2 separate regions of the Homo sapiens genome follow, and region 2 is linked to region 1. Evidence: chromatin contacts called from ENCODE Hi-C or POLR2A ChIA-PET data. All regions are on one chromosome and are shown on one strand. The core of a region is the stretch at or near the end of the contact, and the rest is flanking DNA. Distances in the headings are between cores, read along the strand shown. Region 1 overlaps LOC105369911 (a long non-coding RNA gene). Region 2 overlaps CRADD (CARD and death domain containing adaptor protein).

Region 1 (2,533 bases), core at 21-2,520:
AGGGTGTTGATTTAAAAAAAAAAAATTGAAGCCTCTTTCAAGGAAGACTAGGGGAAATCATGTACATTAACCTCAGGCAGACACGGCATACTTATTCTTGTTAGAAGTCAGAAGAAAAAAAATAAAGAGAAAAGCTTTCTAAAGCATTTGTTTGTTTTAATTTAAGAGTCACGGGGAATTTTATAAATACTCGGCTAAATTCTTCAAAGGGAGCCATGTTCTTTAAATTTAAGCACTAGGCTGGGCGCAGTGGCTCATGCCTGTAATCCCAACACTTTGGGAGGCTGAGATGGGCCGATCACCTGAGGTCAGGAGTTCAGGACCAGCCTGGCCAACATGATGAAATCCTGTCTCTACTAACAATACAAAAATTAGCCAGGCGCGGTAGCATGTGCCTGTAATCCGAGCTACTCTGGAGGCTGAGGCAGGAGAATCACCTGAACCTGGGAGGCAGAGGTAGCAGTGAACCACACCACTGCACTCCAGCCTGGGCGACAGAGCAAGACTCCATCTCAAAAAAGAAAAAAAAAAAAATAAGCACTAGATCATCTATTCCTACGTTGTTTGACCTAGAGCTTAAATACATCTCAAAGTGCACCACACACATTAGCTCAGCTGATCGCCATACTCCCTTGATTTGACCTTCTCTTTCTTCTCATTTTAGAGATGAGGAAACTGAGGCCAAAGGATTCTGTTACTTGCCTGGCTTCACAGCTCACCTGGAGATTCTGAACTGGCATCTTCCTCTCTCTGCCATCACCCCAGACCCTACCCTCTTTCCTCTACACCAGTGGTTCTCAATCAAGGGCGATTTTGCCTTCCAGGGGACATTTGACAATGTCTGGAGGCGTTTTTGGTTGTCACAATTCTGTGTATGTGTGTGGGTGGGCGGGGGGCAGGGGATTATGTTGGCATCTAGTGAGTAGATAACAGAGATGCTGCTAAACCTACAATGCTCAGATGGCCCCTAACAAAGAAGTATGTTGTCCAAAATGTCAATGGTGCAGAGGGTGAGAAGCCCTGGTCTATACAGAGCTCAGCAGTCCAGAGCAATTGCAACCTCTGGGAGTTGCCAAGAGCTCCTCTGCCCAGCAACAGGCTTGGCCTCTCTCCTGTGGCTGCCACAAGAGTTAAAGCCACTGTCTGGAATGCCCTTTGGCAGTGGCCAAGTGTCCCCTGCAGAACTGACTGCGGGACATGCGGTGCATCAGCCGGAGCTGATGTGTTTTGTAATTTATAGTCACAGGGCGCCTGTCTTCATTTAGCAGTAGGCCTGCTGGCAGCTTCCCTGCCAGGGAGGAAGCAAGTTCCACAGAGGCCCACAGCCCCCGCCAGCTGCCGGCCCGTGGTATTTGGGGACGGCTGTTGCTCAGAGACACCTGGGAATAGGCCGGGGCCGAGATGGCGCTGAGCACTCGGTCTCCCCTTCAGACCCATCCATCAGCAGCGGTCCCTGCCAGAAGATGGCCTATTGAACATTTCCAGAAATAGCACAGCCAAGCCCGTCAACTGCTTTCTTGGAAATACATTCAATAAGGATGGCGGTCCTCCAGCAGGGAGAGCAGAAAGCCTGGCCTGGATCAGTCTGCTGAGAAACAGCAATGCCTGGCTACAGGCCATGTCGGTGCCTTGGGAAAGGGGAGCGGTTCTCATGGGACTTCCCAAGCCCTGCAGCCTCTGAAGTCACTTCAAAATGTTCTCAGTATGGAGGGAGAGAGTCACACCTTGCAGAAGGCCTTAGGCCCTGCCGACTTCTTCTAACTCAGTGACCTGCACATCTTGCTGTGTTCGTTCAGACACCCCGCAGACAGGAAGGCGATTCAGGCTTGGAGGCAAGGTATTAACTGTCAGCAGAGAGAGACCTCTGCATCATCTGGGGAACGTTTATTGCAGTCCCTCCTCTTGTGAGCTTCACTCCCAAGTAGAACCAAAGGAGCATCAGCAGGGGGAGTATTTTCTTCCCCAATCCTTCGGTCATTCCTGAGGTACAGGAAATACAAGGCAAAGATGTCATATTGAAAGAAAAGCTTATAATTTCTACTCCTCCCCTCCCCACTTCCCACAGAATTAACTTTCCCTTAACTTCCCTAACAGGGGCCTGACATTGCGGTTTGAATTCAGCCACCCTGGGAATCTGCACCCTGAGCTTTCTCCAATTTCTGGGATGGCACAGTGATGGCAGGGCTTAAGAGTGCCTCAAGAAGGCCAGCTGCCTTTAAAAACAAGCTCCTGGAAGATGTAGGTGTCACATAAAAGCAAGAGACCAAAAACTCTCTGCAATTTGGGGTGTTCAGGAAATGTTGATTGATCACATTTTTTAAATTATAAGAGACTGCTGGACATGGTGGCTCACTCCTGTAATCCCAGCACTTCAGGAGGCCCAAGTGAGAGGATTGCTTGAGCCCAAAAGTTCAAGACCAGCCTGGGCAACATGGCAAAACCTCACCTCTACAAAAAATCTAAAAATTAGCCAGGTGTGGTGGTGCACACCTATAATCCCAGCTACTTGGGAGGCTGTGTGGGAGGATTCCTT
Region 2 (2,533 bases), core at 25-2,524, 150 kb before region 1:
TCGTACATCAGGGAGGAATGATAGATTTTGTGTATCTCTTGTGTGTCATTAGAACAGAAATATTTAGGGCTGCTAACTCCCGGAGTTGTGTACTTACCCTTATTACAGATGCAATGATTTTGTCTGACTGCATTGCTTTAAGATGAGTTTTATTGCTTTCATGCTTAGGCAAGGATATTTAATTTTATTTGTGTTTAGAGTATCTTGTTGTAATATACTTCTCCCCCATCTTGTGCTCCTAAATTTGGGATAAGCATAGAATCCTTTTAAGAATGTAGGTTATTTTCCAGTTTACTAGAAAGCATGACACATATAAATTAGCGACTAAGGATTATAGCGTCCTTTCCTAAAGGTTATCATGAAAAAAAGTTAAAATGTCAAAGAAGATCCTACTCCAGTAAAAACAATTTACTCTGTAAAATCCTGATACCTCATAGGAAGCTTTGGATCTTGTTCTCAGCTACCAAAATTCTTTAAATATGAAAGTTAACATGACAGGAAAGTGGAATACACTCTGTGCTGAAGACCCACTGTTCAAGGTGTGTGGTTATTAATCTGGGTTTGAATTTACAAATTATATGGTCTGATTAATTTGTAGATAGGGGTCGGTGGAGGTTAGACGATGGGCTTTAGAACAAAGAGGCTGATAAAATACTACTCACAAGCCTTTCTGCTTGTTTGTGACTCTCTGGAAATGCCATTAGATAGTTCTCATAGCTATGGTCAAAATAAGTAGGCTTAGAAATAAAAGACATTTTCTCCCCTGTAAAAGGAGGCGGCTGGCCTGTGCTCTTTCTAGGCTCTTCCCAGAGACAGCAACCTCGGCTTCTGAACCCTTAGTGCTCATTCTATGCTCCACCGCGTCTCCTCTACACGCCATGATCTTTGTTATCTGATTTGCTAGCCATTGTTATGGAAAGTTCTCGACTGTAATGCAAAAAGCTCAGCCTTGGGTCCTTGCTAATGTCAGCAACCCAAAGGCGCCCCTCAAACCACCTCGAAAAGAAAAATCCTTTAAAAGATGTCAAACTCTCCTTTCATGTTAGCCCAAAATGAAGTTCCCGAGCAGCATCTGGCAGAGCAGGGTAATTCAATCTATTTTAATGCAAAGATTTTCCAAGAAGGCAGGAAGCCGTCAAGGAGAAGGCTTTGAGGCATCTGCTGTTTTGTTTCCAGATCCCTTGTGTTAATTTAATGTTTCTAGGGAACCCGGCTCTTTCTTTTTTCTCGGAATCCCTGCTCTAGGAACTGGTGAGTGCGGGGGCGCTGTGGGAGCTGCAGATAAGCCAGCGCTTGGCCGGGCACCCGCGGGCCGCGCAGCGGGGCAGGGAGGCGCGCGGCCCCAGCCGCCCTAGGGCGCCGGCTGCCTCTGCGGGCCCCGGCTGCCCAGCCCAGCGCGGGGAGGCGGCGCCGACTGCCGGGGGGCGCCTGCAAGACCTGTTTATTTGCATTTGTCCAATTTGGCTCAAGTGAAAGGTAAATACGGAGCGATCAGCTTGTCCTCACTCCAGCAAAACCAGGGAAACTCAGCTCCATCTCCAGGAAACAAACCCAACCCAAACCTGAGTGAAACGTAAATCTTGCATAAACAAACACGTTCTTTTGCTTCTGGGAAGGAACACCGGAGAAATGGGCATTCCTTCCGACTGCCCGCCTCCCACTGTCGGTAAAAATGAGCCGTCACAGGTTGCCGGCAATTTCTTGTTGTGTCCCGAGCCATTCCGCGGATCTTGTTTTGAAGGGGCGAGTCAGGTGTTTGTGCGGCTCCAGATCCTGAACAGGTTATGCGCTGGGTCCTTCCTTATCAGGAGGGGGGTCAGGCTGCCCTCCCATTCTCATCTTCCGCCCCAGACCAGAGGCTACACCAAAGTTCACTTTTGAAAAGAAATCCTGCAGAATTAAAAATAAATGTCTGCCCTTTAAAATAGTTTCGTTTTAGTATTATGCATATTTCTGTTTAGGAACTTGTAATGCTAATAATTTATGTTGCTATGACAATTGTCCTGCATACCTAATATTAAATTTAATGAATTAATGTGGCGTATAGAGTAATAGTAACTTAACTAGTACTCCGATAATGCCAGTATTCCCTGTGTTACTAAGTTAATGGAATCAGAATTTTGGAGTTACAATATAGAGGTTTTTTAGGCCAATTTTTCTATGGGATTCTAGGGATCTTTTTATAACATTTCTGCTTTTCGAAGCAGTCTATACCATTGCTGGAGAGCCGTAATTACTAGGATGCTATTTCTTTTTGTTTGTTTGTTTGAGACAGGGTCTTGCTCTGTCATCCAGGCCGGAGTGCAGTGGGTCCAACTCAGTTCACTGCAACCACCACCTCCTAGGCTTAAGCGATCCTCCCACTTCAGCCTCCCCAGCACCTGGGACCACAGGCCCTCGTCACCGTCTGGTTAAGTTTTGTATTTTTTAGTAAAGATTTGGTTTCGCCATGTTGCCCAGGCTGGTCTCGAATAGAACATTATTCCTTATAGTAAGCTGAATTCCCTGTGTAATTATTCTTACTGTCCCTTCA

Evidence for each region. Hi-C counts contacts between places; a loop is a spot of excess contacts on that map. ChIA-PET counts read pairs that join two places held with the same protein, here RNA polymerase II (POLR2A). Pooled maps may share reads with other maps.
Region 2: a pooled map of gastrocnemius medialis shows a loop between it and region 1 (6-fold over the local background). The contact joins two enhancer-like sites. A Hi-C loop is called at or near these places in 5 of 50 pooled maps. POLR2A ChIA-PET finds 5 or more read pairs at or near these places in 4 of 52 experiments (AG04449, OCI-LY7, SK-N-SH and 1 more).

What each region holds. Positions count from the first base shown.
Region 1 is chr12:93,893,386-93,895,918 of GRCh38, forward strand. LOC105369911 (a long non-coding RNA gene) reads right to left here. Exons shown (of 3, transcript NR_135017.1): 3 at 1,580-1,980. It also overlaps a transcript of CRADD not described here. Among named protein-coding and RNA genes, the nearest start is that of CRADD-AS1, 160 kb to the left of the region's middle. Within about 2 kb of position 1,271, at least 21 of the 41 ENCODE cell types and tissues checked have a DNase peak (open chromatin) inside an H3K27ac peak, as active enhancers do.
Region 2 is chr12:93,741,082-93,743,614 of GRCh38, forward strand. The region is part of intron 2 of CRADD (CARD and death domain containing adaptor protein); the gene reads left to right. Among named protein-coding and RNA genes, the nearest start is that of CRADD-AS1, 4.5 kb to the left of the region's middle. RefSeq lists enhancers at 237-1,193, 1,194-2,150 and silencers at 1,237-1,406, 1,437-1,526. Within about 2 kb of position 1,275, at least 32 of the 41 ENCODE cell types and tissues checked have a DNase peak (open chromatin) inside an H3K27ac peak, as active enhancers do.